Linked DNA regions of Homo sapiens: region 2 is linked to region 1. The links are chromatin loops, found by intact Hi-C in ENCODE. Cell type or tissue: A673. All regions are shown on one strand. Links, peaks and the distances in the headings refer to the core of each region. The heading gives the core; the rest is flanking DNA. Region 1 overlaps P3H2 (prolyl 3-hydroxylase 2). Region 2 has its middle 15 kb from the start of CLDN1.

What was found. Hi-C counts contacts between places; a loop is a spot of excess contacts. Peaks named below come from ENCODE experiments on the same cell type or tissue, not always from the same donor. Only the 100,000 strongest peaks of a DNase experiment are listed, where the experiment ranks them.
Region 2: a loop joins it to region 1, with 1.8 times the contacts of the local background. A loop is called at or near these places in 4 of 110 quality-filtered maps.

Annotation. Positions count from the first base shown.
Region 1 is chr3:190,093,874-190,110,652 of GRCh38, reverse strand. The region is part of intron 1 of P3H2 (prolyl 3-hydroxylase 2); the gene reads left to right. Among named protein-coding and RNA genes, the nearest start is that of P3H2, 19 kb to the left of the region's middle. In A673, for the core only: no CTCF peak of the experiment used is centred there; a DNase peak (open chromatin) is centred at 8,742; H3K4me3 peaks cover 1,085 bases; H3K27ac peaks cover 2,471 bases.
Region 2 is chr3:190,328,560-190,345,338 of GRCh38, reverse strand. It overlaps a transcript of CLDN16 not described here. Among named protein-coding and RNA genes, the nearest start is that of CLDN1, 15 kb to the right of the region's middle. In A673, for the core only: a CTCF peak has its summit at 6,026; DNase peaks (open chromatin) are centred at 5,988 and 6,438; H3K27ac peaks cover 2,363 bases.

The DNA.
Region 1 (16,779 bases), core at 6,352-10,351:
AATTATAGTATCAAAGACTAATCCAGTAGACCATACAAATTATTTCTCCACTGAAGCATGTGCTATTTTAAAATAATATTTTCATATGAAATCCAGGATCAACAGTCAGCATTTGATTCTTATACATGCCATTTATAAATGCCGCCAGGGACAGAGACTTTCACAGTCAATCATTGTTTCTATAGGATTACCAAGGGCTCAGTTAAACAGTGGGGTTTGCAGGTTTTCAGGTCAATAAGCATTTCAGTCCGGGTTTCTCAGCCTTGGCTGATTGATATTCTGGGATGAATAATTCTTTGTTGTGGCAAGCTGTCCTGTGCATTTTAGGATGGCCAGCAACATTCCTGGCCTTTACCTGTTATATCAGTAGTAACACAGTCCACTCCCCTCCAAGCAGTGATAACAAAAAATGTCTCCATATATTGCAAAATGTCACTTGGAGGTCAAAATCACCCCAGATAGAAAAACACTGATTTAAACATTTAGCCATATTTAAGATGACTGGGCCAGGTGCGGTGGTTCATGTCTATAATCCCAGCACTTTGGGAGGCTGAGGAGCGTGGATCACCTGAGGTCAGGAGTCCGAGACCAGCCTGGCCAACATGGTGAAACCCCAACTCTACTAAAAATACAAGAATTAGCCAAGTGTGGTGGTGCATGCCTGTAATCCCAGCTACTAGGGAGGCTGAGGTGGGAGAATTGCTTGAACCTGGGAGGGAGAGGCTGCAGTGAGCTGAGATCACGCCACTGCATTCCAGCCTAGGCAATAGAGCGAGACCCTGTGTCAAAAAAAAAAAAAAAAAAAAAGACTGGGCATCAAGGTTAGATGGTTAGATAAGTACAGTTTATACTAGATTATACTAGAAGGCAGTTTGCCCACTGATGAATTATAATATTTATTAAAAAAGTTTGGCTGCAGCTAGATATCTTTTAGAGGAGAAATCTATTGGAAATAGAGCTTCTCTCTTCAAGATGCAAAGCACTTGGCTTATATCCCATATCTGGTTCTCCATAGCTACAGTAACTCAGCTTATGGAAAAGACCAGATAGTTTTCTCTACTGATTGTCCTAACATGATGAGACAGCTTGCTTTAACAATACAAACTAACACATCTTAGTTGTGAATTTCAAACTCCAGAATGACTATATTTCTCATTCACCTTGTAAAGTTCTCAAACCCAATTATTTATAAATAATCCACTGCAACCTGTACGTTTTCTTTGGGTTAGCTCTGTGTCACATCTATTCTTAGGAAGCAGCTTGACTGAAAACAAAAATGCCAACTCACAGAAGGCTGGGAAGTGGGGGAAATAAGAGGAGGTCAGGTGAAAGAAAAAATATTAGAGACAGAAAGAAAGAGAAAGGGAGGGAAGGAGGGAGCCAAAGACTGATACAGAAATAGAGGAAGAAGGATGACGAGATAATGAACAAAAATGAAGCAAAGGAAAGCCAAAAGCAATTAGATTGAAGTCTAAAGGTCTCAGGCATGAAAAGAGTCTCACGAAAGAAAAGTAGGATGTTTCCCACTCTGATATCTGTCTCACGAAAGAAAACTAGGATGTTTCCCACTCTGATATCTATGTTGTATAATTAGTAATTGGGAAGCAGATGTTTGTCTTTCTTCCACTCCGTATTGCCGTAAGGCCATATTCTATTGAGACACTTCTGCCTTGCTGAAGCCCAGAACAGCAGAGTTAATCAGCTTCTTCAGGAAAGAGAAGGAAGTAATTCCTCTGGCTAGAAATTCCACGTGTACAACACTGAATATTTACCAAATGACATAATTCCCCTCTAAAAAAACAAAAACAAACGAGAAAGATCTCAAACAAAAAATGCTAGCTAATAGTTTTCATTAAATTAAACTGTTTTCTCTATCAGCAATTTAAAAAAATACTGAGGCCTTTTAGATGTAACCTTCTTTTTTAAGGCCCTGGAGATATGAAGATGAGTAAGACACTCTTCCTATCTTCAAGTAAGTCACAGTCCATTGAAAAAAACAAATGTGTATATAGCTATAATATTAATTAACGTAATAAACAGAGGCACTCCTATGTGATTATGTAGTGTCAATTCAGAGATGTTTTGTATCAAAAAAGTGAAATTAAATATGGGAAAGAAAAAGTAAAGATTTACAGGCTGGGCATAGATTGGCCACACCTGGCCCAGTCATCTTAAATATGGCTAAATGTTTAAATCAGTGTTTTTCTATCTGGGGTGATTTTGACCTCCAAGTGACATTTTGCAATATATGGAGACATTTTTTGTTATCACTGCTTGGAGGGGAGTGGAATGTGTTACTACTGATATAACAGGTAAAGGCCAGGACTGTTGCTGGCCATCCTGAAATGCACAGCCTGTAAATAATCTCAGTGCTTTGGGAAGCTGAGGTGGGAGGATCACTTGAGCCCAGGAGTTTGAGGCTACAGTGAGCCATGATTGCACCACTGCACTATAGCCAGGGTGACAGAGCAAGACCATGTCTCAAAAAAGAAAAAAAAAATTATGGTGTGTGAAACCTGCCATTTAAAAAATACTGGTAATTTTTAGGCTGGGCACAATGCCTCATGCCTGTAATCCCAACACTTTGGGAGGTAGAGGCTGGAAGATTGCTTGAGTCCAGGAGTTCAAGACTGCCTGTGTAATATAATGGGAACCCTGTGTCTAAAAAAAAAAATAAGTAAAAATAAAATACTGGTAATTTTTAATACTTAGGAAAAAAGGAATAAAAAACAAAAAATACTATTGGAAACAGAGACAGTGAAAAATTTGGAGAATTAATTTAATCAATAGTACAGGCAGTTTTAAGAATAAATTTGACTAATCATAGTTTGTAAAAGAATCTGTACTATTCTGAGGCTTGAAAGAAATGTATGTATAGTAAGATATGAAACAATGCCTTTTAGGGAATTTTACTAATAGTTATAAAATCCATTACCCAAAGCTAAATGTAAGTGAATTGTAGCTTTAAAGATTTTTTAAGTTTGATAAGGGAAATGTTATTTTGCCATTTCAGGTTCCTTTGAAATTCTAGGTGAAGCTCAACCTTCCCTTTTACAGTTCTCCAAATTGTTCACCCTCTTTGTGTCTCAATTTCTATCTCTGTGAAAAGATAATAATAAAAACTGCTCAACTCATAGGGTTGATGAAAGGACAAAATGAGGAAATATTTGTGAAAGTCATTTATGAGGGATAGGATACATAAAATTAGGAGTGAGAAAATAGAGAAATTAAAATCCTTATTCGTAGACTAAATTATTCACACAAAAATGCTATGAAAGCGCAACAAGAAGAAAATCTTCTATTCACACAGCTGAAACACAGGTCAAAGAATCTCCCTATTTTATCGAGATAACTTGTTGAATTATTTTTTACCTCAATAGGTATAAATGTATATCCATCTATCATCTATCTATCATCCAAATATATATCAAGAAAGTCATTAAACTAATAACGAAAAATGTTTTGTGTATGTGCAGGAAGAATCAGACTAAATACTCATATAGAAAAAATTGTCAGCCTTTGAAGACCATCTTATATTATCTTCTTGATACATTTTGTTTTCAAAACAGATTTTGAAGAAACCTGAAATAGCAAAATGACATTTCCTTTAACAGACTTAAAAAGTCACTGAAATCAAACACTTGATCTTAGTTTTGAAGACAGTTATGTTCTATGACTATAGTTATTAGTGATAACAGATATTATTGACTATTACTGTGTACCCGGTATTATGCTAAAAGCTTTATGTAAATTTTCTCATCAAATTCTTTCAACAATCATGAGATCCAAACTCTAGTATATTCTTCATTTTTCAATAGGGATACTGAAGCCTGAAAGATTAAATAATGTGTCTGAGATTATACTGCTAGTAAGTAACAGAATCAGAATCTGCATCCAGATTTTTCTGATCACAAATCCTGAGTTGTCATCCACTTCTCATAGCTTGAGTTTTGACATCAAACAGGTATATAGTCAAAAAAAGTTCTGACATATCGGTTGTTTGAGACTGTATGAAACTTGTCTACGTGAATCAGAATTTTGTATCGGGAAAATGACAATAATCATACCTATTTTACAAGGTACTTGTGAGAAGTTAAAAAAAAAAAAGATTGTTCCTTGCCTCATAGTTTCTAGGCAGATGGTGAATTTCTAAGGGAATATAAAGGGCAAAAGAATATTTAGGCAAATATATCATGGTAAGTGGAGAAAATAATTACATCTATAACAGGTACAGAACACTAGGGGACATATAAAACAGGTGCTTGACCCATTCAATCTGAGTAACTGGCTTCACGTTCAACACTGCGCACTGTAGCACAGACTTACCTGCCTCTCCACCATCAAGATAAAACAAAAATCATCCTCTTAATGGAAATTCGAGGCTGTTCATTTGCTATGTTAAGAAATGTTCTTTTCTTTCTTCCCCATTAAATTCTCCCATTCTCTGATTTCACAATTTCCTTGAGATTGTGTCCTCTTCTTTGTATTTTTTTTAAATGGACTCTGTTCAAACACATTCCAAATCTTCTCTGTTTCATATTAATAGATAAAATCTCTTCCCACAGACACATCTTGGGAATTTTAAACCTCTTTAAGCCTCCTTCCTACCCTGATTTCTTGTACCCATGGGAGATGACTTAAGTTTGAGAATCAACAAACATTTCTTCATCATAGACACCAAAATGAAACTGCTTTTTGTTTAGCAGTCAGGTAAATGGGAGAGTAGCTCACAAAAAGTAGTAGAGGGTTACAAGTCTAGGAATCAAGCAATTTAATCTCTACACCCAGCTCTGTCATAAATGGCTTTCTCTAGTCCTTGGGGTTTGCATTTGGACTAGGGCAGCATTGGGCCAGTTACTTAATAAGAGCTCTTCTGCATCTGCCAGCTTGAGATGCTAAAATACTTTAGTGGATTGGTACAGCAAGCCAACAGTCTACCTGTGGAAACAGAAAACTGATGAGATTATAAAATAATGGAATATAAAATGCAATGGACATAAATTAGTTTAAAAGTTTACAGGAAAGGAATTACTTCCAGTGTATCTAATGCTGGTCCTCATCTTGGGGCAGTGAATCCCTTTAAAGTAAAACTTGAAAGGAAGTTACACAAATATTTAATTTAATGGTAATTTAAGAGGACAGAATAAACTAGGCAATGTTCAAGAGAGACAAAGAAGATAGATAAAAGGCTCAAAACCATATATGAGAAACAGCTGATATAGAGGATGAGTAAGCTAATGAAGAAAAGACAAGCAACAACAACAAAAAATCTCCTTTTGCAGTTTCAAAAAAGATTATCATTTGAGGCGATTGTTCCTGATCTTTATGGCACTGAAGAATTGAAGCACTAGGACCAAATAACAGAAATTACAGAAAACAAGATCTCGGCTCAAATGTGAAAGACTTTCCTCACACTATTCTGAGATCTAATAGGAAGCCCTAGAAGGTGTTCAAACGTGAGTCAAACAAATACCTAATGTAGAGGTTGTATTTAAGGTGCAAGCACCAGAGTGATGTTGAAATGAATGAGATTTAAAATATTTTCCAATCCAAAGTCTATAAGACTCCATGATTTTGTGAAATGAAAATTTCTCTTGTACTCACAGAAAGGATCATTAAAGTCTTTTTCATTGAAAAAGGCATACAGTTTTCTAGCTTCCTTTTGAATTCTAGTTAATGTATTTTAGGCCATGGTTGCCAGCCTACTCCCTATAAATAGTTACATAATGCAAAAAAGAAAAGAGGAAAAAACAGTACCAAGGCCCTAAGACACACATGCCAGAACACACATGCATGGAATATTTAGCAGTAATAATATCCACATGCATGATTGGCATCAGTCCTCTGATTTCCGACTCTTGTCTCCATGAGATGACATCTGAGATGGATTTAGTTGTGGTTACATAGTACCACTGGGGGTTTTAAGTTAAATTTATTACAACTGATCAGGACATCCGTGCTAGGAATTGAAAGTAGGTATGCTTCTCTGAGCGAATATATCGTGATATACTAAGTAAAAGCAATTTCATTTATAGAGGCTTTGCAATCCTATTCTGATTTGCTTCCTGTATGTACTGTCCAGAGGCCAATCTTTAAACCTGGTGGTGTTCTACACTGTAGTTCATTTCTCAAACTTTGATACTGTTAAAGAAATTTAAAGGGTATTAAAATATTAAATATTTTATAATAATATTTAAATAATCCCTTTATCCAGCTCCCTCCTCTTTGAAGTTCTTCCCTCACTCTCTAGTTGGGAGCGGGAGGAGTGCCCTGATACCATCACTGGAGTGGAGGGGAGTGGGTGGAAGTCCATGCTGTCTCGGACCAGCTGACATAAAGGTGAATTGAGCCGTGGTTTTTGCCCCATGCTGTTTGGCTGGAGTAGGATAGATATTATCACTAATATTTCTGTTCTGCTATGCCTAATCCTTTGACTAGAGAGAGCATGCTTTCTAAATGATCTTTGAATGATGATGATGATGAATATAATTTGGAATGGATATGATTTCAGATCTCTAGCAGAGTTTTGTTACCAATACTTTACCACAAAAAGCTACTGAAGGCAGGGTGCAGTGGCTCACTCCTGCAATTCCAGCACTTTGGGAAGCCGAGGCTGGCAGATCACTTGAGGTCATGAGTTCAAGACCAGCCTGGCCAACATAGTGAAGTCCCGTCTCTACTAAAAATACAAAAATTAGCCAGATGTGGTGGCGGGCACCTGTAATCCCAGCTACTTGGGAGGCTGAGGCACGAGAATCGGTTGAACCTGGGAGGCAGAGGTTGCAGTGAGCCGAGATCGCACCACTGCACCCCAGCCTAGGTGACAGAGCAAGACTTCATTGAAAAAAAAAAGCTACTGAAAAACTTTTCTAATGTTGAATAAAAATCTCTAAGTCAACTTTGTCACCACTACTAAATTAACCATAAGTCGGTGAACCGGATTGTGCTATAGTTCATGTCAAGTTGTTGAGTATTCTTTCCTACCTCTGCTTTAGAAGTATGGAAAAGTCCCAGTGCTCTTTCAGCCTTGCCACCAGCCTGCCCTTTCACTTGTTTATATGTCTGTAGATGAGCTCCTCTAGAACACTGTGATTTAACTCTTCATAAATAAATACAGATTTGATCATCCTGGTCCACTTTCCCAATAAGATAGTTAACAAAGGTTTACCTAATGTGTTATTTATGGAAAACCAATTTACACAGAGTTTGGAATAGGGAAAAAAAGTTTCTAAGTAATGATTTCTTTTCCTGTAACCCATTGTCCCAGATTAAGTCTGATAGTCTTATGATCAATACCTCCTAAATTCCAGATTATTGTGTGTGAATCTTTGACCTAAACATTTACATATGGCTGATAGTACTATTTGAGTCTTGCACGTGATGGAAACTCATGCTTGTTGAATTTGAATTGTCAGTTCTCCTAGGACATAGGTTTGTCCATATGATTTTACACAGTTATTTAGAAAACTAGCATACCTCAGAAATATTGCAGGTTTGGTTCCAGACCATTGCAATAAAGCAAGCCTCACAATTTTTATTTTTTGGTTTCCCAGTGCATATAAAATTTGTGTTTACATTATAATTTAGTCTGTTAAGTATGCAATAACATTATGTCTAAAAAACAATGTACATACCTTAATTTTAAAAAATACTTTATTGCTAAAAAGTATCTGAGCCTTCAGCAAGATACAGTCTTTTTGCTGGTGGACAGTCTTTCCTCAGTGTTGGTGGCTGCTGACTGATCAGGTTGGTGGTTACTGTAAATTGGAGTGACTGGCATTTAAAACAAAAACGAAAACAAAAAAACAAGAAAGTTTGCCCCATTAATTAACTCTTCCTTTTTTGAACACTTTCTCTGTAGCATACTGTGCTGTTTGATAGCATTTTACTCACAGTAAACTTCTTTCCAAAGTGGTCAATTCTCTCAAACCCTGCCACTGCTTTATCAACTAAGCTTATGTAATATTCTCAATCTTTTGTTGTCATTTCAACAGTGTTCACTGCATCTTCACCAGGAGTAGTTTCCACATCAAGAAACCACTTTTTTTGCTCATCCTTAAGAAGCAACTTTTTATCTGTTCGAGTTTTATTATAAGATTTCAGTAATTAACTAACATCTCAGGCTCCACTTTTTATTTTAGTTCTCTTGCTATTTCTACCACACTTCAGTTACTTTCTCCACTGAAATCTTGAATTCCTCGAAATCATCCATGAGAGTTGGAATCAACTTCTTCCAAACTTCTGTTAATGTTGAAATTTTGACCTTCTCCTTATGAATCACGAATGCTATTAATGACATCTAGAATGGTAAATCCTTTCCAGAAAGTTTTCAGTTTACTTTGCCCAGATCCACCAGAGGAATTACTATCTATGGCAGTCATAACCTTACAAGGTATATTTCTTAAATAATAAGACTTGAAAATCAAAGTTACTCCTCTATTACAGGCTGCTGAATGGATGTTATGTTAGTAAGCAGGAAAACGACGTTAATCTCTTTGTTCGCCTCCATCAGAGCTCTTGGGTGACTAGAAGCATTGTCAATTAGCAGTAATATTTTGAAATGAATCTTTTATTCTGAGCAGATAACAGTGGGCTTAAAATACTCAGTAAACCATACTGTAAACAGATATGATGTCATCCAGTCTTTGTTATTCTATTTATAGAGCAAAGGCATAGTAGATTTATCATAATTCTTAAGGGCCCTAGGATTTGGGGGATGGTAAATGAACATTGGCTTCAAGTTAAAGTCACCAGCTGGATTAGCTCTAACAATAGAGCCAGTCTGTCCTTTGAAGCTTTAACATCCGGCATTAACATTTTCTCTAGCTAAGAAAGTCCTATGTGACATCTTCCAAGAAGATGCTTTATCTACAATGAAAATTTGTTGTTTAGTGCAGCCACCTTTATTAATTACTTTAGCTAGATCTTCCGGATAACTTGTTGCAGCTTCCACATTAACGCTTGCTGCGTCATCTTGCACTTTCATGTTTATGAAGACGGCTTCTTTTTTTAGACCTCATGAACCAACTTCTGCTTGCTTCAGACTGTTTTTCTATAGCTTCCTCAGCTCTCTCAGCCTTCACAGAATTGAGGAGAGTTTGACTCTTGCCCTGAATTATGCTTTGGTCTTAAGGAATGTTGTGGCTGATTCGATTTTCTATCCAGACCACTAAAGCTTTCTCCATATCAGCAGTAAGGCTGTTTCACTTTCTTATCCATGTGTTCACTGTAGTAGCACTTTTAATTTCCTTCAATCGCTTTTTTTTTTTTTTTTTTTTTTTTTTGCGTTCATGATTTGGTGAACTGATGCAAGAAACCTAGCTTTTATTCTATTTTGGCTTTTGACCTGCCTTCCTCAGTAAACTTAATCATGTTTAGTTTTTGATTTAAAGTGAGAGATATGTGACTCTTAACTTGAACACTTAGAGCCATTGTGGGATTATTAATTGGCCTAATTTCAGTGTTGTTGTGTCTCAGGGGACAGGGAGGCCTGAGGACAGGGAGAGAGACAGGTGAATGGTGAGTTGATGAAGCCATCAGAACACACACAACATTTTTCTATTAAGTTTGCCATCTTATATGGGCATGGTTTGTGGGGCCCGAACCAGCTGCAATAGTAACATCAAAGATCAGTTATCACAGATCATCGTAACAGTAATGGTAGCTATGAAAAAGTTTAAAATATTGTGAGAATTACCAAAATGTAACGTTGAGACATGGGGTGAGCACATGCTGTTGGAAAAGTGGCACTGAAAGAAGTGGCCTGATGCAAGGTCGCCACAAACCTTCAATTTGTGAAAAACAATATCTGGAAAGTGCAATAAAATGAAGCACAATCAGAAGCGGTATGCCTGTATTTACATACTTCAAAAACACCATTTTCTGCACTTGATCATAGTTTTGTAAAGACAGACCTTTCATGATGATACCAACTTCATATGTCAGTTTGAGAATAATAGCATGAAATTGGGTGGAACATTTTGGAAACTGTATTAGAGTGAGGAATATAGAAAGTGTGGCTCTAGTTTTAATTATGTTACTAACTCTGTAGGGCTTTATAATAGTTAACCTTTTCTTGGCCTCAGAGTCTTCTTTTACAAAATGAGGTGATTGTAATATGTAATCTTGGAAGTCTCTGCCAGCTTCAATATATTTTAATATTTGGCAGAATATTTCCACTGATAAAAAAATTTATTAAATGCTACTAAACTATGAAACTCTCAGCAGTTGTTCACTCCTCATTTTAATAAATCCTAGTATCTTATCCTCAATACCAAAAATTGTGACATTTAGACATTAAGATAATAAGCTTAGGTAATATAAAATATTGAATACATTGCAGAGAAAAATGACCTTGGCAAGCCTTATGCAATCATAGAAGTGTTTTTTTTGGGGGGGGGGGCGGCGGGGGGGGCGGGGGACGGAGTTTTGCTCTTTGTCGCCCAGGCTGGAGTGCAATGGCGTGATCTTGGCTCACTGCAACCTCTGCCTCCCCAGTTCGAGCAATTCTCCTGCCTCAGCCTCCCAAGTAGCTGGGATTACAAGTGCCCACCACTGCACCTGGCTAATTTTTATATTTTTAGTAGAGATGGAATTTCACCATGTTGGGCCGGCTGGTCTCGAACTCCTGACCTCAGGTTATCCACCCACCTCGGCCTCCCAGAGTGCTGGGATTACAGGCATGAGCCACCATGTCCAGCCAGAAGTGGTATTTTATAGCAGTGTCAGGGTTCTGAAGAAATATTTTAGTTTTCATCACTCAATTCTACAATTAGCCTCAGTACCTCTTCCTCTTAGATAAAGGTATTGTACCTGCCACACAGTTCTGCAGACTCCGCTCTGAAATGGTGTAAACCAGTGGTTAACATTCAACTTTCTTCACAATTTTCCTTATTTTCCATAATGCTAAAAAAGATCAAGATATATATTGTTAATACCATCTTTTTTCTATGAATAAAGCAGTTTATAGATTGTCTTTCAGGTAAGACTTCTTATTAGAAATGTGCTTTTTTGCTGCACAAAAAAGGTCAGTTCTGTATCATTCTTTATTTCAGCCAACCTTGGTTCAACACATCCATGTTCTGATTTACACAATATTGTGAATTAAACCAGAGCAACAGAATCTTTCTTGCTATGTGATAAAGAAACAAGAAGTTTCTGCTGATAAAACCTTTATAAAGATATAAAGCTTTAGTGATAAAGAAAAAAGGAGTTATTCCACACTTTCCCCCTGCATATATACCCGTTGTCCAAGTGTAATTCTTCTCTCGTGGTTTGTCCGACTATAAAGCAATATCTGTTGTATCTAAACATGTGGTAGTAATTGTCTTTCCTCATTGTGTGTATTGTATTACATTATGTGATATCCTACAGCGTCATTTGAAAATGAAGTTTTGCCAGAAGTTTATTCTTCGTTCCACGCATAATTTGTTGTTCATGTTGAGGCATTTTTTACTAGCTTCTTGGCAATAATATTTAATGTAAGTATTTTTGCTGCAAGAAGTGAAACTTGACAAAATGTTTTTATTAGTTAAATTACTTTTAGATCTAGTATTTGTTATTATTCTTATATCTACTATTAAGCTTCAGTAAATCATGAAAGAACCCTTTTTCTTAAAAAAAAGCACAGCTATAGCAAAATACAGCAATGGCATTAAAACTGCAAATGTAATAAAAGTAAACAGCGTTGTATCAACAATATTAAGTTAGCAAGATCAAATAAACCTTGACAACTAAGTGGTATGTGACAGAAAATGCCTGGAAGAATCCAATGAAGAGCTTGTATGACCTTAAGAATGTCATAATTATTAAGAATATAATGGAATTGCTAAGAAAATCATAATTAAACTTGCATTTTAATTCTGCGAAATACACCTAAATCAAATCATTGTTAAGTCTGAAACTGTTGGTGGTCCGTGTAATAAATTATGAATGATCAATGTATTTTGAGAAACACTGATCTAGAGAAATAAACGAGACACTATTTTTTGATTTGGGGCAAGTTACTCAAAGTCTCTTTTGCCTCTGTTTTCTCATCCAGAAAGGAGGGGTAAGTGACAGTGGCATTGCGAGGATTTCATTAGTGAATACAAGTTAGGCACTTAGAATAGTAACAGCTTATTGTAAGCCCTAGTAAATAATAATTGTTATTGGTGCTATCATTATCATTTTTCTAATGGGCTATCTATCATCTATTATCCTGTCTCATTTATAGCAACTACGGAAAATTATGACTGTTGTCACTTTCAGACCTCATCTCTTAATTTTTAATTTTGTAGCACGAGATTAACCTATTGTCATTTGGAACCTAAACTGTACACAATCTGATTATAAAACAATAAGAGCGATTCCACAGATCCCTGCAAAAGTCATACATTTTTTGGAAACTTAGTTTCTCCTTCTGTAAAATGGGGGCTACTAATATTGATTATGGAACACGTATGCAATAAGGACTAAGGAAAGTATTTTGAAATGTTCAAGTTCTATACAAATGTAGTGTATACAAATGTATACATTTTACACGACTGTAATTTCTCATATGAGAATTTGCATCACCTAAAATTGTTTCATTTTTAAAAAATTACTTTTACCATATTCATAAAATGTTTTTTTATTTTTCACCACAGTAATTGCTTATTTTTACTTTAACAATGACAATATCCATACTAGCCATAAGGCTTAATGTGACCTAAAGTATTTTTCCAAATGCTATTGCGCTTACATAAATTAGACATGGATAGTGCAGACACAGAGAGCATATGTAGGGTTTTTTGGGGGGCCTTGAAAGGTTTAAGGCCTCTGACCTCCTTTAATACATTCCAGACTCATGCATGCCTTTATCCTGCGGGGGTGGGGCGTGGGGATGAAAGCTGCTGCTTAAAACAACACTTCCAGTAGGAATTGTTTGATAAGGCCAATGGTTAGAATATTTGCAGCTTCTTGTTTTGAATTCTTATGATAATATCCACTGCCAAAGATTATGTAGCAATCCAACAACAATAAAATAATTTTATTGTGGGTAATCCAACAACAATAAAAATTAGGTTTTCAAGTAAGACTTTGTAGATATGATACCTGAGGCAGAAAGAAAGAAGGGGAATATGTACCTGTGAGGGAGGTCTGAATTGGCCCCAGAGCACAGTATGTGGGGGCCTCATTGTTTTTCATGTCATAACAGGTGGAATCGTTTTGTTTTATTTTTCAGTCCACAGTCTGTTTGTTTGTAGGTATAAGTCAGTCTCTTATTGACTTCTTTATTGAACTATATATGAGGAACCAGCAACATTATTTCTGATTTTCAAATATATGGGAAGAATCAGTATTGGGGAAATCATAGCGGTTTTTTTGGTTGTTTGTTTGTTTTACTTTTAGTAATGCATCACATCTGTGAGAGTCAGTACTTGCATGATATGTTCCAGCACTCAGTTTCACATTGATTCTCCTTGCTTTTGAATGGTGAGAATTACAGTGAGAAGGAAGATAATCACCTCTCATGTTTGCATTATGCTCTGAAATTCATGCTCTGAAACTTCATCACACACGTCTTGCCTTCCTCACGAGAGCCCTGTGAGAAATCGGAGGTTTAATGGCTTGTCCATTCTCAAGTGTGGCAGAACTATGGCTCAGTAGAGAAGTTTCCTGACTCCAAGGCCAGTGCTCTTGCCAAAATGTCACAGTTGCTGTCTGTTCAGATTTGAAGTTCTTTGTAGACACAAAGCTACAAACTAATAAATTTCTCTTTCAAGGCTCTCATCTCTCATGACGCTGCTTTTATCTTTTCATAAAAAGATGTCTTTTCATGATGCTGTCTTTATCTTTTCTGATAGGTGGTATTTCCAAGCTGAAGAGATTGAAATTTAGCAATTCACCCCACTCTTTAATATATGGAGACCTTTTGGCCAAGTTGGGTGTCTGTGTTCATTGACCTATGATAGGCATGGAAGAAGGTGGGTGTGAGAATACTGTTTCCAGCCAGATGCTAACACAATTGCATGACTGAATGTGGGATTGCCCAAAAGCTTTTTTCATCTGAAGTGAAAGCTACATGCTTCTCTTTCTTTCTTAAGCGTTCTGAATGTATTAGTTCATTTTCACACTGCTATGTATGAACTACCTGAGACTGGGTCATTTATGAAGAAAAGAGGTGTAATTGACACAATTCCACAGGAAGCGTGAGGAGGCCTCAGGAAGCTTACAGTCATAGTGAAAGGCAAATGGGAAGCAAGCACGTGTTACCGTGGCAAAGCAGGAGAGAGAAAGTGAAGGAGGGAGTGCCACACACTTTTAAACCACTAGATCTTGTGAGAATTCACTCACTATCATGAGAACAGCAAGGGAGGAATCAGCCTCTGTGATCAAATCACCACCCACCAAGCCCCTTCTCCAGTTCAACATGAGATTTGGGCAGGGACACAAATCCAAACCGTATCACTGAATAATATTCCCAATTGTTCATTATTGTACTTAAAGGAAATGGCAGTTGTATGGGCCTAGGTCTATTTGTCAGGTTCTTGGCGTTTGTTTGTATTGTTTGTAAACATTCTGTTTGTGCTCTGTGTACACGCTGATGTGCAGTGTTGTATTTCATTCCCTAATCAGTTAAAGGACTACATGATTTTCAGAATCCAAGATAGGGCATCAAAAGAGATGGTTTACATTACACATGGGTTTTTGTTGTTGTTGTTGCCTTTTATGCTGTATTTACTTGCCTTTCACTTGAGTCGTAATGAGTTAGAATTACAGCCTGTTTTTGGCCGGGCGCGGTGGCTCAAGCCTGTAATCCCAGCACTTTGGGAGGCCGAGGTGGGCGAATCACGAGGTCAGGAGATCGAGACCATCCTGGCTAACATGGTGAAACCCCGTCTCTACCAAAAATACAAAAATAATTAGCCAGGCGTGGTGGCGGGCGCCTGTAGTCCCAGCTACTCGGGAGGCTGAGGCAGGAGAATGGCGTGAACCCGGGAGGCGGAGCTTGCAGTGAGCCGAGATCACGCCACTGCACTCCAGCCTGGGTGACAGAGCGAGACTCCGTTTTAAAGGAAAAAAAAAAAAAAAAGGAATCACAACTTGTTTTTGTTTTTTAATTTCCCTCTAAATTACATATCTTCATGGACTTAGCTCTCTCTTATTGTTGCTCACTGTGGAACCCAAGAGAAATTTGAAATTAAATTCTCCTTGTAAACTTTTGGATGAGGTTTTTTTGGTTTGCTTACATTGCAGAATTGTAAGCAAAATGTTGAACATTGTATAACTCTTCTTGGTGTAGATATAGGTTCATTGCTTAACATTTTGAGGTGATAATCCATATATATATATATATATATATATATATATATATATATATATATATGTTTTGAGACAATTTGTCTTTGAGACATGAGTCAGCTTCAAGTTCCTGTGTATAGGTGTGTAAATTTGGGTTAGATATTTAATGTCTGTAAGACTCGGTTTTGTCATCTGTAAAATGAACATAATAATAAGTCTCAGTTTTCATGTCTGTACAATGAGCAACTTCTAAAAGTGTTATAATAATTAAATAAGCTAATACATATAAAATTCTTAGATATGCCTGTCAAAACCTAAGAATAAAGCACATGTTCACTTTTCTGTGAAAACTAATGGAACTTACTTTGGGAAATACTGGCTCTATTCTTTTACTAAGTTTTCAAACTTGTGATATTGATTATATTTGGCCTGACTGTGGCAGAATTGTCTCGATACAATGACATAATCATGGATGATCAGTCAAAAAATCTGAATAATTGTTCTAGTCATTCCTTTTCTAGCTGCCTGACTTTGGACCAGTCATTTACACCTCTGAGTCTTGTTTCTTTTGTCTTCTAGTGAAGAAAAGTGGTCCTCTTCCTTTACAGGATGAACAGAAGGATGTTTCTCTGTATTGGCTGTGTTAGGTGTTTTGCGGATTACAAAGTACTATATATGTCTTTTTATTATCTCAGTTTTATCACTTCCTGTTTTGGGTTGGGCAGAATGTCAGAGAGACCCAGTACCCCACTGTTGTTGCTGTATTGTACTCAGGACATCAAGGCTATGAGCTTGAGTCAGCCTTTCCAAGGCCACCATTGTCCCAATGGTTATGGAGCTGTGCCTGGGTTCTGTGGAACCTGTAGGGAAAATGTGAATCAGTGGGCTGTTTTACTTGGCTGCTAAATTTGGTTCACTGTTTCATAAATCAGAACAAGTCTGTCTAGAATGGTTCTGGTTGCCATCAGCAACCAGGGTCATAGAATTCAAGGACATCAGATATGTAAGAGAAATGGAAAATAACTTTTCAAAGGAATGCCTTCTGCAAGAATCCCGAGGCTAGTTGAAATACTAAAGAAAGCTAAATAGAAACTATAACTTCAAGCTTGGAATTTCCTGCTTGTTACTTGGATGTTGTCATGAGGACTTGGTCCAAGATTTTGCTTTCCTGGGTGGAAGAAATAGTGTCAGTATTGGATTACTGATTAGTGTCTTTGCAATGTACAGAGCTCCATAGTTCCAGTCAGTAGAGCAGATGTTAATTTTCCAGAGAAACACATTCTCGATTCTGGTTTTACAGTGTATCAGATTGTCACCTATTGCTCTATATCAATGTTTGTGGAATTCTTAAAATTAATCAAAATTATTTTAGTTCATGCTAGCTACATAGCACCACTTTTTTATTCTTGGGAGCCAAGTTGATAATGGGAAAAGGATGTGAAATTTTTATCATGTAAAATGAAAACTAAATGACTTCATGAGAATTTTTCAGTGAGCCATTTAAACTTATAGCGT
Region 2 (16,779 bases), core at 4,148-8,147, 240 kb before region 1:
GTGTGTGATATGAAGAGGAGAAGAGAAAGTCCCTAAACTGAGAAATATCACAAAATGAACAAAGAGGTTGTGAAAGACCTTTTATCTGGTAGTATCCATCCGAGCCAAAATCCTGCCTGCCTGCCCCTAGAAGCTCTTGCCAGCTATCTCCCTGGTTACTATCAAAGCTGGTAAGACAACAAGAACCAGGAACTTAAACTGTAGCTTAATACAGAGTTCACTAGCAGCACTGTGTGTGTGTTAGGTGGAGAGGGGTGTCTTTAGTCAAATTACTTTACCCTTTAAATCTACAAATTTCAGTGTTAACATTGGTATTAGCTTAACTCTTCCTCTGTCTCTGAATTTTGTCTATTTTCCCCATACTCTTCTAAGTAAAAGTCTGATCTTATTCATTTATTTACACTTCTGGGTAAATAGAATTATTTCCTCTGAATCGATCTGTGTGAAAATACAGCTACCTGACCCTTCTCTGCCAATATTCAATGTGTCCCTAAATCCCAACCAAATTCCTAGCATGAGCAAGAAGACCCCCTTTTACAGCTTGGCCTAATTTTTGCAACTCTTTCTCCAGACATTTATCCTCCTTTATTCTATAACCTAATCACATGATTATCTGGAATCCTTAGTTTTTTTTTTTATTTCCACAGCTTTCCTTATGCTACTTTTTTATGGAAGACAAGGAAAATTTAGTGATTTAATTCTTAATGTTTTGCCAAAATAAAAGTGTCGACTAAAAGTATACATACATATATAATTTTAACATTTAATATATTTTCACATTTATACAAATGCATTTACAGAATACATAGTATGTAATACAGTATGTACTATGTATAATTATGAATTATATATAATATACATTATTCACTACTCTATAATACTTATATGAAAATTAAGAACAGTTTATATACACATTAAATCTATCAAATATTAATGACTGTTTAAATAATATTTAATAGCAATTTATCTGTAGTACTTTTAATACCAGTAGTGAATATGATTAAGATAATTAAAGCTTCTTGGAGGTGCATGCATAAAAATCCACATATGGCTTTTCTGGGAATTTTAAGAAGTTATTCAGAGATGTTTAGGTAATATAAGCAATTTCTCTGAAGGTGTTATTTAGTTACAGAAATTTGGAAGCTCTGTGTTTTATAATGATGGCTATTCTTCATACGTGCTTTCAAAGCGTTTTTCAAAATTATTTTTTATATTTTTTATATTTCATTTCATTAAAAAATGTATTGTGCACATTTAAGTTATACAACATGATGTTATGATACATGTATATAGTAAAATGATTGCTGCAGTGAAACAAAATAGCAAATCCATCATCTTACATATTTATTCATTATTCGCCCTATCACATGTGAAGATACAATCTACCCATGTAGCAAAAATCTTGACTACAGTACATTATTATTTACTGTAGTCTCTATTTGTACATTAGATCTTTCAACTTGTTCATCCTACGTTGCTACTTTGTATCCTCTGGCCTGTATCTTCCCATTTTCTCCCCCAGACCTGAACTCTGATAACCACTGTTTTATTTTCTATCTCTTTTTATTGATTTGACTCCCCTGCCATTTTTTTAAGATTCCATATATAAGTGAAGTCATGTGATATTTTTCTTTCTGTGTCTGACTTACTTCACGTAGCATAATGCCCTTCAGATTCATATATGTCGTGGCAAATGGCAGAATCTCTTTGTACTTAAGGCTGAATAATATTTCTTTGTATATATACACTATAGATTTTTTATCCATTCATCCACTGATGTACACCTAGGTTGTTTCTGTATCTTAGGTATTGTATGAACAATGCTGCAATGAATATGAGAGTGCAGATATCTTTACGAGGTGGTGATTTTATCTCCTTTGAGTATATACCCAAAAGAGATATTGCTGGATCATATAGTAGCTATATTTTTAATTTCTTTAGGAACTTCTATACTTTTTTTATGGCTGTACCAATCTACATTCCCAAAAGTGTACAAGGCTTCCCTTTCTTCCACACCCTGATCAACATTTTTTATCTCTTGTCTTTTTGATACCAGCTATCCTAACAGGCGTGAGGTGGTATCTTATAGTTGCTTATGATCTATTTTCCTGATTATTAGTAATGTTGAGCTCTTTTTCATACACTTGTTGGCAACTTTTATGTCATCTTTGGAGAAATACGTATTTCAGTCCTTACCCAGTTATAAGTGGGTTATAAGTTTTCTCACTATTGAGTTGGATGAGATCTTTATAAATCTTTTATATTAACCCTTTCTCTGATACATGATTTGCAAATATTTTTTCCAATCCGTAGGTTGTCTTTTCATTTTGTTGATTGTTTTCTTTGCTATGCAAAAGCTTTTTGATTTGATATAGTCATACTTATTTACTTTTGCTTTTGTAGCTTAAACTTCTGGTGTGATATTCAAGAAATCATTGCCAAGGCCAATGTCAAGGAGTTTTTCCCCTATGTTTTTTTCCAGGAGTTTTATGGCTTCATTTCTTATGTTTAAGTCTTTAATCCATTCTAAATTAATTTTTGTGTGTGCTGGAAGGGTCCAATGTATTTCTTTTGCATGTGAAAATCCAGTTTTCTGAGCACCATTTATTGAAAACACTATCTTTTTCCCATTGCATCATGTTGGTATCTATGGTGAAAATTAGTTAACTGTAAATGTTTGGATTTATTTTGGGACTCTCCCTTCTGTTCCACTGGCTGACATGCCTCTTTTATGCCAGTACCATGCTGTTTTGTTTACTATAGCTTTGTATCCTTTTCAATTTCTTTCATTAATGTCTTATAGTTTTCAGGGGACAGGTCTTTCACCTCTTTGGTTAAATTTATTCCTAAGAATTTCAATTTTTATGCTATTGTAAATCAGATTGTCTTTTTGCTTTCTGTTTCACCTAGGTCATTATTTGCATATATAAATCCCACAGATTTTTGTATGTTGATTTTATATCTTGCAACTTTACCAAATTCTACCACCATGTGAGATGTGCCTTTCACCTTCTGCCATAATTGTGATGCATCCCCAGCCATGTGGAACTGTAAGTCCAATAAACCTCTTTCTTTTGTAAATTGCCCAGTCTCAGGTATGTCCTTATCAGCAGCATGAAAATGAACTAATACAGTAAATTGGTACCAGCAGAGTGGGGTGCTCCTGAAAAGATACCTGAAAATGTGGAAGCGACTTTGGAACTGTGTAACAGGCAGAGTTTGGAACAGTTTGGAGGGCTCAGAAGAAGACAGGAAGATGTGAGAAAGTTTGGAACTTCCTGGAGATTTCTTGAATGGCTTTGCCAAAAATGCTGATAGTGATATGGAAAATAAAGTCCAGGCTCAGGTGGTTTCAGATGGAAATAAGGACCTTTTGGGGAACTGGAGCAAAGGTGACTCTTGTTATGTTTTAGCAAAGAGACTGGCAGCATTTTGTCCCTGCCCTAGAGATTTGTGGATCTTTGAACTTGAGAGAGATGATTTGGGGTATCCGGTGAAAGAAATTTTTAAGCAGCAAAGCATTCAAGAGGTGACTTGAGTGCTGTTAAATGCATTCAGTTTTAAAAGGGAAACAGAGCATCAAAGTTCAGAAAATCTGCAGCCTGACAATGCAATAGAAAAGAAAATCTCATTCTGCGGGGAGAAATCCAAGCCGGCTATAGAAATTTGCATAACTAATGAGAAGCCGAATATTAATCACCAAGTCAATGGAAAAAAATATCTCCAGGGCATGTGAGAGACCTTTGTGGCAGCCCCTCCCATCACAGACCTGGAGGCCTAGGAGGAAAAAAATTGTTTAGTGGGCCAGGCCCAGGGTTCCTCTGCTGTGTGCAGCCTAGGGACTTGGTACCCTGCATCCCAGCTGCTCCAGCCATGGCTGAAAGGGGCCAACATAGAGCTCAGGCCATGACTTCAGAGGGTGCAATTCCCAAACCTTGGCAGCTTCCACCTGGTGTTGAGCCTGCAAGTGCACAGAAGTCAAGACTTGGGATTTGGGAGCCTCTGCCTAGATTTCAGAGGATGTATGGAAACACCTTGATATCCAGGCAGAAGTTTGCTACAGGGGTGGGGTCCTTATAGAGAACCTCTGCTAGGGCAGTGTGGAAGAGAAATGTGGGGTTGGAGCCCCCACATAGAGTCCCTACTGGGGCACCACCTAGTCGAACTGTGAAAAGAGGGCCATCATCCTCTAGACCCCATAATGGTAGATCCACTGACGGCTTGCACTGTGTACCTGGAAAAGCTGCAGACACTCAATGTCATGCCAGCCCATGAAAGCAGCTGGAGGAAAAGCTCTACCCTGCAAAGCCACAAGGGCAGAGCTGCCCAAGACCATGGGAACCCACCTCTTGCATCAGCATGACCTGGTCGTGAGACCTGGAGTCAAAGGAAATCATTTTGGAGCTTTAAGATTTGACTGCCCTGCTGGATTTCCGACTTGCATGGGGCCTGTAACCCCTTTGTTTTGGCCAATTTCTCCCATTTGGAATGGCTATATTTACCCAATTCCTGTACCCCCATTGTATCTAGGAAGTAACTAACTTGATTTTGATTTTACACAGGCTCATAGACAGAAGGGGCTTGCCTTGTCTCAGATGAGATTTTGGACTTTTGAGTTAATGCTGAAATGAGTTAAGATGTTGGGGGACTGTTGGGAAGGCATGATTGGTTTTGAAATGTTAGAACAAGATTAGGAGTCGCTAGGGGCAGAATGATATGGTTTGGTTGTGTCCCCACCCAAATCTCATCTTGATTTGTAACTCCCACGATTCCCACGTGTTGTGGGATGGACCTGGTAGCAGGTAATTGAATCATGGGTGGGAGGTCTTTCCTGTGCTACCCTCTCATGTTAGTGAGTAAGACTCATGAGATTTGATGGTTTTAAAAATGGGAGTTCCCCTGCACAAGCTCTTGTCTGCCACCACGTGAGACATTCCTTTCATCTCTGCCATGACTGTGATTGTGAGGCCTCCCCGCTGCATGGAACTGTAAGTCTAATAAACCTCTTTCTTTTGTAAATTGCCCAGTCTCAGGTATGTTTTCATCAGCAGGATGAAAATGGACTAATACAGTAGGCATCCTTGTCTTATACCAGATCTCAGAGGAAATGCTGTCAGTTTCTTCCCATTGTTTATGTTAGCTGTGGGTTTTCCATAAATAGCCCTTATTACATTGAGGAACTTTCCTTCTATACCTAAAGTGTTAGAAGTTTTTATCAAGAAAGGATGTTAAACTTTGTCAAATACTTTTTCTTTGTCAATAGATATGATCATGTGGCTTTTTGACTTTATGTCTGTTAATATGATATATCACCAACTGATTTGTTTATATTAAACCAACCTTTTATTCCAGGGATAAATCTCACTTGATTATGATGTATAATCTTTCTGATATGCTGTTGAATTTGATTTGCTAATATTTAACTGCTGACTTTTGTGTCAGTGTTCATTGGAAATATTGTCCTATAGTTTTTCTTGATTTCACACCCTTTTGCTTATAATTCTAGTATAATATTTATTTTTTGACTTTTATAACAACTACCAAGATAGTCATTATTCACTATTAAGACTACAAGCTCCGCAGGAGTAGTAGTAATTTTTTTTACATATGTGGTAAAACAATAATTGTTTAATGAGTTTTTAAGGCAGTATATGTGGTTTCAATTCTTGCAGGAGGTTAGGACATATTAATCCTTAAATCAATTTTACTGCTGACCTATCTTACAAGTTTACCTAATGTATGCTATTTCCAATGATCATTAAACTTCTAGCCCTTTTCAATTATTTTCTAGACTATTACCATAATCTATGAAATTATATTTTTGCAACTAGACTTGCCTCTCATACATTGTCTCCTCAACACTGCTGCCAGATTGAGCTTTCTAAATGTGAATCTAATCACATCACTCCCTGCTTGCTTCTGCTTCATTAGTCAGGATTGTGACAGGAAACCAATGTCACACACAAATGAAGAATAATGTATACACAGGAAATGACCACTAGGTGAGACTGTGGTTCTCCATAGAGAAACCCAGCCATTGCCACATGTAATTGAGTTAGGCCCAGAAGCCTAGAAGCAGAGTATTAGACAGAGAGTCTTGTGCAGGTGATTTCTAGAAGGAATACACTTAGAAGTCTTTAAGGAAGCAAGAAGAGCAGGAAAAGATGAAGGATGGGTAGAGTTAGGCAATAATATGATTTCAGAAGTTTAGTCTCAATCTAATCCCCTAGTTAGCTCTCTAGAACATAGATTATAATCAGATAATTTTCTTGGCCAGAGAAAAGAGAGCTGCACTGTCTTATCCCTGCACTTGTCAGTCTTTGGAGAGAGAACAGTGTAACTTCTCAGGCATTTCTGGGTGAGGTAGCTTCAATCAGCTGAGGACAACCCTACAGTGAAATGTGCTAACTTGAGCAGTTATCAGCCAAGACCTGCAGGGGTATGAGTGTACCAGCCCAGTCAAGGAGATCTGGAGAAGTGCCAAGAGCCACTTCCAAGTCTGCCACTCACACTTCTCAAATCCATTCACTTCTCACAATAAGTTCTTCCTATCTGGTCTTAGCTTCTTCAGAATTTGAGTTGGTCTCAATTTCTAGGAAAACTTGTAAGAGGAGCATTTGTAGGATGAATTACAGCCTTCTTTGCTGCAATTGATCTCAAGGCTGTCAATAATACACATTATCCCTGTCAGCTACAATTATAGATTCCTTTTACACTCAGCTAGGACTTCAGTTCATCTAGGTGGCTTGTCTGGTGGGATGTCTCAGACACTCATCCCTGAGAGCCTTGATTCCCTAGTTACCACGCACTTGCCAGGCAATAATTGCTGTACTTGTCAATTTATAATTAAACTTGGGCATGAGGGTACCAAGAGATAACCTGCAGTTCACGTAGGTATGAAAAGTATTTCTCCATGCCCCTATTAAGTAACAGCAGCCCTTTTCCTTAGGTAATCAGGCTAAAATACGCCACTACACATTCAAATATCCTAGTGTACACAATCTTGGCAGTATAATAATTCCTTTTCTTGCTTGTTGGTCCACTTGAAGAACTAGAAGTGATCATGTATCAGCTGTATCTTTAAGTTCTATGAGACTCTTGTGTCCCTGAGTGAAAGCATATCTTCTCTGGGACCTCTGGATCCACAGGCTCTAAAATTGAGTAGACAGGCAATACAACATCTCCTAGTCAATTCTTGGAGTGGCGGTGAAGTAGGGCTACTATTTCCTCCGTCTTTTGGTTACTGAACTCATGTACTCTACCTACTGGGCACCCTGGCACCATGTAATGGCTGTTGGTTTAGGATGAATGTACATCTTTCTGAAGTATAGTGTCTCCATCTACAGGCATCATCTTCAAGATGGTACTACAGCTATACATTAAAAGGGGCTTTCCTATGCTCTATAGGGTCAGCTGCCACTAATTGATTCAATGTATCATAGGATCAGGGGATATCTTTGCCATGTTCCCACTACCAGGCTTCCTTTGCCATAAAGGGGTTCTCTTGATCTGAAGTGATATTGTATGAGATGCTATCCAATATCTCTCTCTGTGAGCCTTTCTGTATAATGCTGACAGAAATACTACTGGTAGAAAAGGCAAACACATCCTAGGAATGTGTGTCACTACTACTCAGGATTAATTGTTGCTTTTGTCAGGATGAGAGCAGTCCAGTTTTATCAGCTTGCCACCAAAATGTCTGGCTGGTTTTGTCAAAGAATATTATCATATAAGGAGCTCAGCACAGAAATGTGTTGGTTGATAGGTTGGATATGGCATCGGGTATATGAGCTTTGGTGAGAGGAGAACGCATTCTTATCGTCCACATATTGTCTCCATCTATGCTGCCATGACTACTACATTCGTGAGACCTTTCAGCTAGCTAAGTTTCTTCTTATCTATTGGGCCATTCTCCACACTTGGTTGCTTTGTGTCTCTAACTTGATGAGGGTTAACACGTAATGGTGAGTTCTTCTTAGTTTCTGCCCATTTCCATATGTTCATCCACATGCTTCTTTCTTGGATCTTCTTGTCACTAATATGAAAACATTGCTTTGTTCAGGCCAAGCTATCCACCAATGACCATGTGTATAGCGTTCTTTTAAGCCATTTGTCACTCAACAAAATTGGATTACAAGTAACACTAACCCAAATCCTGCCTCCTGTTTGTATTTTCCCATGAATACTGTCTTCCAGGACTTACCAAGTGGGGCTATATTACAACAGCAGTCCATTGTCCACACCAACATACTGAGATGAACAATCCATGGACCAAGCCTGTGTTGTTTTCTTCCTCTATTAGCTGCTCATAAGGATTCTCCCATGAGGTTACAAGTGTGAGCTGATTGAGTGGTGTCAGGTGAGACTGTGCTGGTGACAAAGAAGTCTGGAATATTTGTTCATCCAGCTTACATATGCCCTTTGGATATTTTAAGGGTGATCCATTCTGTAACACTTCTATTTTATAAATAATTGCTGTTGGGGCTGCTGTAGTTTATTACTTGGACTGCCAGCGTCCAGTTCTTGGCGAACAGCTTTTGTCTCATGTCTTGATGCAACTGCATTTTAAATCACATGCTCTGCTGCAGATGGCATGGCCTTGCTCCACAATCTCAGCAGCCTGTTATGAAACCCTTCTGTTGGGGCTTGTCAGAGACTCCACACAAAACCTTTATCTCCTAGAGATAACTTTTATGCAACTATAGGATCTGTTGGGCCACATAAGCCATGTGGTAGGACAGCTTGTGCTATATGGCCTGAACATGCCCTTTCTTGCTCAGGGCCTCACTGAAAACGGGGAACTTTCCACAGCACTTGCTAAATCATTCATTGTAGTATTCCCAAGTGTTGTATGTGCTGTGTTTTACTTCTTTTTTAATGGTAGTATACAAAAGATGCCATAACTTTGCCCTTTACCTTGGAAGGGATGTTCGAGTATGCACCAGACCACTGGATCCCTAAAAGCATCGTATATGTGGCAAGCCACTGAATCTGCATGGCTTAACTCCCACTCTCTGAAGCACATCTGCCTTATTATGGCATCCAGAGTCTTACCTAGGCATGAATTTAGGCTTTTCTGAAGTTTTGCTCTTGTCACAACTAAGGCCTATGGTTCACCGGCTCAACATGCTCCCAAGCTGCAAGTGAGAAAAGTCTCTTTAAAGACTTCCAGAAATAACCTCTGACTTTTGCACTTAGTTTTAAATTAATGATTAGTCATTTTTTTTTCTCCTGAGTAACCAAAAGGCACACAACAACTAACACCAAATTCCACGTTCCATAATCTTATTATTTCCCCTACTTCTCTCAAATGCCAAAGACACTGTAAAAGCTACGGCATCTCCAACACTTTAGCAATTGTACTGTTAGAACATTCAAGAAACTATAAATACTCTACTTACCACTAGGTTTGGGGTCATCCTTACTACCAAGCTGGGGTCTGATTCAACTCCAGAATTAAATCTTTAGAGTCTGCTTTATGGGACAATTTCTAGCAATAACTGTCATTTATATTGAGCTCCCTAGAAGCTGTGTTCTCTAGAATCAGTGTCTGAGACAGATAATTTTATGCAAGTCATTTATTCAGGGCATGCCCTTAGGATAAACCTTTTTTTTTTTTTTTTTTTTTTTGATGGAGTCTTGCTCTGTCACCAGGCTGGAGTGCAGTGGCACGATCTCGGCTCACTGCAAGCTCCGCCTCCTGGGTTCAAGTGATTCCCCTGCCTCAGCCTCCCCAGTAGCTGGGGCTACAGGCATGCACCACCACGCCCAAATGTTTTTTGTATTTTAGTAGAGACAGGGTTTCACCATGTTGGCCAGGATGGTCTTGATCTCCTGACCTCATGATCCACCCGTTTCGGCCTCTCAAAGTGCTGGGATTACAGGCGTGAGCCACTGCACCCAGCCAGGATAAACCTTTAAAGAGGCAAGAGTAGCAGAAGAGTACAAAGGAAGAAGCTAGATGAAGATGTGATTTCAGAAGAATTCATCCTCAGGGCCAGGTGCAGTGGCTCACATCTGTAATCCTAGCACTTTGGGAGGCAGAGGCGAGAGGATCACCTGAGGTCAAGAGTTCGAGACCAGCCTGGCCAACGTGGTGAAACTCCGTCCCTACTAAAAATACAAAAATTAGCTGGGCATGGTGGCGGGTGCCTGTAATCTCAGCTACTAGGGAGGCTGTGGCAGGAGAATCGCTTGAACCTGGGAGCCATAGGTTGCAGTGAGTTAAGATCGTGCCACTGCACTCTAGCCAGGGCAACAGAGCAAAACTCCATCTCAAAAGCAAACAAACACAACAAACAAAAAAAAAAAAAAAGAAAAAAGAAAAGGAAAGAAAAGAATAAAAAGAAAAGAAAAGAAAAATAAAAGAATTCATCTTTAGACTGAACCCACAACGAGCTCTGGAGTACAAATTGTTTCCAGAGATTCTACTGCCTAGATGCAAGGGGGCAAGGCTGTTCCACCATTGCATAGGTCAACCACCGCTTACCAGCCACTGGTGAAGAGGAAAGCTGCATACCTTCCCAGGCATCTCTAAGTCACATGGCTCTCACTAGCCAAGGGCTTTCCTCATTGCTGCTAACAATGCAATTTGCTAGTAACCAATACCTGTAGCACCTGGGAGATGGGTTACCCTCCTAACAAAGAAGATGACGTGGTGGTTACCAACAACATCTACCATTCCAGTTTCACTTTTCTCCTGTGCTCTGACTTTCTAAAGGTGCTTCTCTTTGGCCAAAGCCAGAGAGCAAGAGAGACTATGAATGCAAGTGGAAAGATTCAGTTGCTGGGGAACAGACTGAGTGGAAAATGTTGCAGAATGGATGTAGAGGAGCACACACAAAAAATTGTCCAGTGCTTGTCCACAAATCATTCAGTGCTTGCACACAACCTAAGAGATGAAGCTCAAAGTCTTTAGCATAGTGGGCCCTTCTCAGTCTCTTTATTCCATTTTGCAGCTTCATATTCCATGGCTCCCTACCTGATATAGCATATACTCCAGTCAAATTTCTTATCCTTCCACTTCTCAAATACTTTTCCTCTTATCTGATATTGCTCTCCCTAATCTGAGTACATCCTTCTGCTAGCCCACTACAACTTCCCTCATTGTGCTAAACACACACGTATAGTTTTATCCTAACAACAATCACTCTGTACTCCAGTTTGCTACAAGTTATTTCTCAAATAGATTTTTAATTACTTGAGCACAGGAATGGCTTTGTTTTTGCATCATTTTGGCAGAGTAGCAATAAATGAATGAATGGAAGAAATCATGAATGATTCATTCATGTTCTTCAAGATTCCACTTTAAGCAATATCTTTTTAATGGCAACTCTAGCCCCTCCTCCTTGTCTCAAATTTTAGATGCCACTCTACCCTGATTCCATAATACTCTTTACCTAAAATTTTCATAAAATTTACATGGTTCTGTGACAATGTTTCTGTCAGCTGCATGTTACCCCTCACCCCATTGAAGTATGTGCCTTTTATCACAGTATTTCCAGTGCCTTGCAAATAATACACCTTTGAAGAATATGAAAGATTAATAAATGATTGAATGAGTAAATGTGTGTAATAGAGAGTGAAAAATCATAGAATTTCAAGGAGGGACAGCATACTTTTCTTTTTCATTATCAGAGAAAGAACTCCACGTTATGATAAGATTTTAGTAAGTGTGGCATGCACAATGGGCTGCTGAACATTAGGCAGAATATCATAGAAAGATGAAAGATCAGTAGATTTATAGAAAGATGATTGATAGATAGATAGATAGATAGATAGATAGATAGATAGATAGATAGATAGATGATAGACTGATAATTGTTTTAGCTACATAGTATTCAATCCCTATAAGGGAAAATATCCTACTGGTATTATATAAAATTTTATCCATAGTTTTTGAGTAATAGTGCATACACTTAAAGTACTTTAAGGCACTCAAAATGGGTAATTTGTTAACATACTTACAGTGCCATTGGCCCAAATATTTCTAAGAATCTGAATAAGTCTTAGAATTAATACCCTTTTAGGGAAAATAAATTATTTTAACACACCTTGATCTGAAAGTTGTGGATCCTTAGAGTTCCTAAACCTGAGGTCTATTTCATTTAAAATAGAATGAAATTACCTAATTTTATTGAGAAAATTCCTTTGTCTCACTCTTTGAGTTACCGCATAACGCACATGCTAATGTCTACCACAAAAAGAGTCTCAGTTGTTTATCAACCTTGTTGGGTGTAAAGGTTTATTTGGGTATGGTCTGATAGCTTTTGACAGAGATGTAGCTCTTCTAATGGCAGTAATATTCTCCTTTTTCCCTAAACACCTGACTACAATAAAGCAGGGGGATAAAAATTTGCTTAATCATGTGTACGACTAATAATTAATGTCAGTTTAACCCAACTGGAAATACAATGTTCCCTTCGTATTCCTCCTTCAATCTCAATCCTTAATAAAGCAAAGTGTATGCCATCAGTTTCTGGGCTCGGTTTGACTATTTTTATTCAGTTTCTTTACTATCCAGTCTCTTAAGCCATAGTATGTCTTGTAACAAAAAAAAAAAAATCATGCTCTGCTATACCTGATTAAATAATCTTTCTTTAGTCTTCCAAGTCATATTATCTTGTTTAATTTTCCAGTAATACACAGCAATTCTGTATTACTCGATATTGTGCTTTTGCATAATCTTATCTTTCTGCTAACTTAATTAATAGTGGAAAAATTTAAGTGTCGGAGGAGACCTTAGAGATAATTTTAATCTGTTCTCCTTTTATCTACCTGAAAAATTTAAATCCTTAGAAATTGCACAGGTGAGTAAGTGGCTATGCCAGGAAGAGAACCCCATTTTCCCAATTAAGATTCCATGTCTTCATTTATCCCACACTCCTACTTAAGGTGTTATTAATGTCTCTCTTTACTCAATCATGAGTTCATGCATATAAGCTCTTAAAATCTTAGCCCTTACTGTCTGGTGCATATTAAGCAAACTATTAATATCTTATTTTTATTAATTAATTTCATTACATATAATCAGAACTTTTGTTAAATTCAGAAATATGTGAATAATTATCTGCAATATATTTACATAGCCTCTTTCTACAAGGAAAATCAATGTACTTCATAAAATATTTACTCATGATGGTAGGTAGAATAATAACCTCCCTCTGCCAAATATATACATGTCTTTATTCTTCAAACTCAGAGATATGTTATATTACATGGCACGATGGGAATTAAGATTGTTCATCAATTGATCTTGAGATGTGATTATCTTGGATTATCTGAATGAGCCCAATGTTATCACAAGTGTCCTTATAAATGTCAGAAGGAGGTAAAGAGAGTGAACCAGAGAAATGGCTTTGTGAAAAGCATTTGGCCCATACTTGCTGGCTTTGAAGACGGAGGAAGATGGCCATGAGCCAAGGGATATAGATCCCTCTAGAATGTACCAGGACAAGGAATGGAGCCTCCAGAGAAGTACATAGGCTTGTGGACATTTTAATTATAGCCCAGTGAGATCCCTTTCAGTTTTCTCAACTACAGAACTGCAAATAACAAATTTGCTGTTTTAAGCCACTAAATTTGTGGTAATTCATTACAGTAACCACAGAAAACTAATAGACTAATTTTTAGAGAGATATTTTAAAAATTTCAACAGAGACTATCCGTGTAGTCAAATACATTTTAGAACTGTGACAAGAACACTCTAGTAGTGATGAACAACATAAGTACGTGAGGTGGCAGAATGCTCTATATCTGCATTGCCAGTATGTAGTTACTTGAAATTGTCAAGTACAACAGAGGAACTGAATTTTTAATTTTCATTAATTAAAATTTAAATAGCCATGTGTGACTAGTGGCTATCAAGTTGGACAATGCAGTTAGGGCCTAGATTATAACTAAATGCTACTTTCTATATCCTGCCTAGGATTCCAAAGACAATTTTTACCAAATAATACTGTAGCAAATAATAAACAAGCCTTTGGCTGTTCTAAATCCTGGAGCTGTGTTTAGTAAACTGTGTACTCAGTAAATATTTGATAAAGCTTGTGGGAATATGGTGGCAGCCACCATTAATGTCAACGGTAGAGGAAGAAAGTTGCTTGGGAGAAGACATCACTGTTTGCATTCAAATTCCAGCCAGGATGGTCTCTGCAGCACTAAGGGCAGGCATAATCAGACAGCAGATCATGCTCATCTATTGACCCTAACCTCACATAGGTATGGTAGCAAAGGTCAGAGTAACAGAAAATCAGTTTCAAATTCATTCCTAACTGTGGGACTTTTGCAATGTTGCACTCTGTCCTCTTTCTATTTCTCATGTTTACTCATTGATTCTGGTTCTCCCTGGTTTAACCTCTACCTTGTGCAAATGTCATAGAATAAGCAGTTGTTTCTGAGGCTTTCTTAGGTAGGAGAGAGAACAGGATAAGGCTGAAAGAGTAGCAGATTTATTTTAAGACTTTAGTTTTAAATTTGAAGGTTAAAAGTTACATAGACACATGCATGTCTTTGGAAAATTAATTTTACTTTTGATTATTTTCCTAGTGGTTATGGCATGTTAATTATTTATAATTCATCTTATGACACAATAAGGCAACTTGTTCCATTGTAAAATCTCTCACTTCACCCCATTCTCCATCCTTAGGGTCATGTACTTGTTCCGATTCTCACATCTTCCTCCTATACCAGTTATTACAAGAGATAACATTTCTTGAGCAGCTAACATGTGCCGGGCTCTTTTCTAAATAAGTTATATGTAATAACCCACCCTTCACCACCACCGGATGATGAAAGTAGTACTAGTATTCTTATTTTGCAAATAAAAAAATGAAGCATCCAGAGGATGATAAGTAACTTATCTAATATCACACAGCGAGCAACCAGCAAAGCCAAGATTGGAATGCATCAATCTGAAGCTACAGCTCATGCTTCTTGCCATTTTTACCATATTGACTTAAACAACTTCATTATGACACACAGAGAGTGAGCCTCAGTTAGAACATGGATCACAACTAGTTACTATTATTATAAAACAGCATAATTGAGTATTTTAATAGTTTATTCCTTAGAACCAATATTTCACAATGAAACAATAGTTTTTCAGTAAACAAAAGGTCGTTCAAGTTTCTGCCTCTAGAATCTCAGGCAGAATGCTTAGAATAGTGAGCATACAGTTGGAACTCAGAATATTAGGTACTATATTCTCAATTTTGGAAACATTTCTAGCTAGCGAACCTGAAATTGCATATAATCTTGTATTCAGTCATGTATATGATTAAGTGATGCTGGTGGAGGGGGGACGGTTGAGATATTTCTTCTACAATATTTCAATAGTCCCCAAATTAGTCAGCTAACTGGTCTCTAGTACACTAAGAATCCAACCCCATCATACTTTTTCAACTGTTTCTTTTCCTGTTTTTCTTTCAATTCAGACTTCAGTCCTGAAGTCCATTCCTCACCTAGATAATACTAACATCCTTCTAACTGGAATACACTGCTATACCTCTCTAAGATTCCTCTCCCCAAAGCATTCTTCACTGTTCAGAGTAATGTTCAAATGCAAGTCTTATCAGGTATTATTCCTCCTTTAAACCATTGAATGTCTTTTTATTCCCCTGAGAAAAAAAGTTAAATAACCACAGGTTAAGTTAATGATTTGCATGAGCATATTAATCAAAACTAATGTCTAATACCCACTTTTCCTCATCAATCTTCCTGGTTCCAAGTCTTATTATTCCTCCTAAGACAATACAGCCAAATTGCATCTTACAGGCTAAAATCATGCATAATATTATTGTTCTTGAAAATCCCTCAGGAAAGAGCCATAATAAAGATTGACATACTGTATAAATTCAAAAGGTTGAGCTTCTCCTTCCTCTCTGAAATGGCTAAAACTGAGATAGGGAATAAGAGTCATTCTTCCTATCCAATGTTTGATCTCCTTTAGGAACACAAGTAATGTCTCCGTCCTGTGATGACTGGGTAAAATCCCCAGAAGTTTTTGAAATTGTCATGGCTCTTAGCTCAGAATAGATATGAAATCACATAAAGGTATAAATATTCACTTTCACCCATCTCTGGTGGGTGCACTCATCTCTCTATCTGCAATGTCCCGCCTTTGACATAGTTCAAACCCTCTCACCAACCCATCCCTAAACTATTCAGCTTGTTCATTAAATTAACTTATATCTCTTCCTTCTGCCTCCCCCCCAAAAAATAACAAATTTGCTCAAGTGTCTTCTGGAAATTCTGTGATTGCTCCTTATTGACTACTATGTGATAAAGTCCACACTTAGCTTGGCATGCAAATCCTGTAAGTTAAACTATTTACGTTGTGCACTACCTATGCATATGTTGCACCAAATGCCTACAGGGCCCAGAGAAGTAACATAAATGAACAAAGTAGAAATAGCAGATACTTTGGAGAAATCAGAAACCATAGAGCTGCATAGTATTGCCATCTCGTTTGATTACTCTAAACAAAAGAGAATCTAGATTTTTAGGGAAATCTTTCAATTTTTCAAAGTTAAAAGCTAATTTAGTTTTTGGAAAATTGCTGAGCAGTTCAAACAAAATGCATATTCAGGTCAAACTTGAGATGCAACTCACCAGTTTGTAACACTGCTCTATATTTATATATAAAATCTTGTTTTTTTTTTTTACGTAGAATGTTCTCTCCCTTATGTAGCTGGGAGTTTAGTTCAAATATTTTGTTCAGCAGGATCAAGTCACAGCCAGCCTACCACACTCTATTCCTTGCTAATGGAATACTTACCC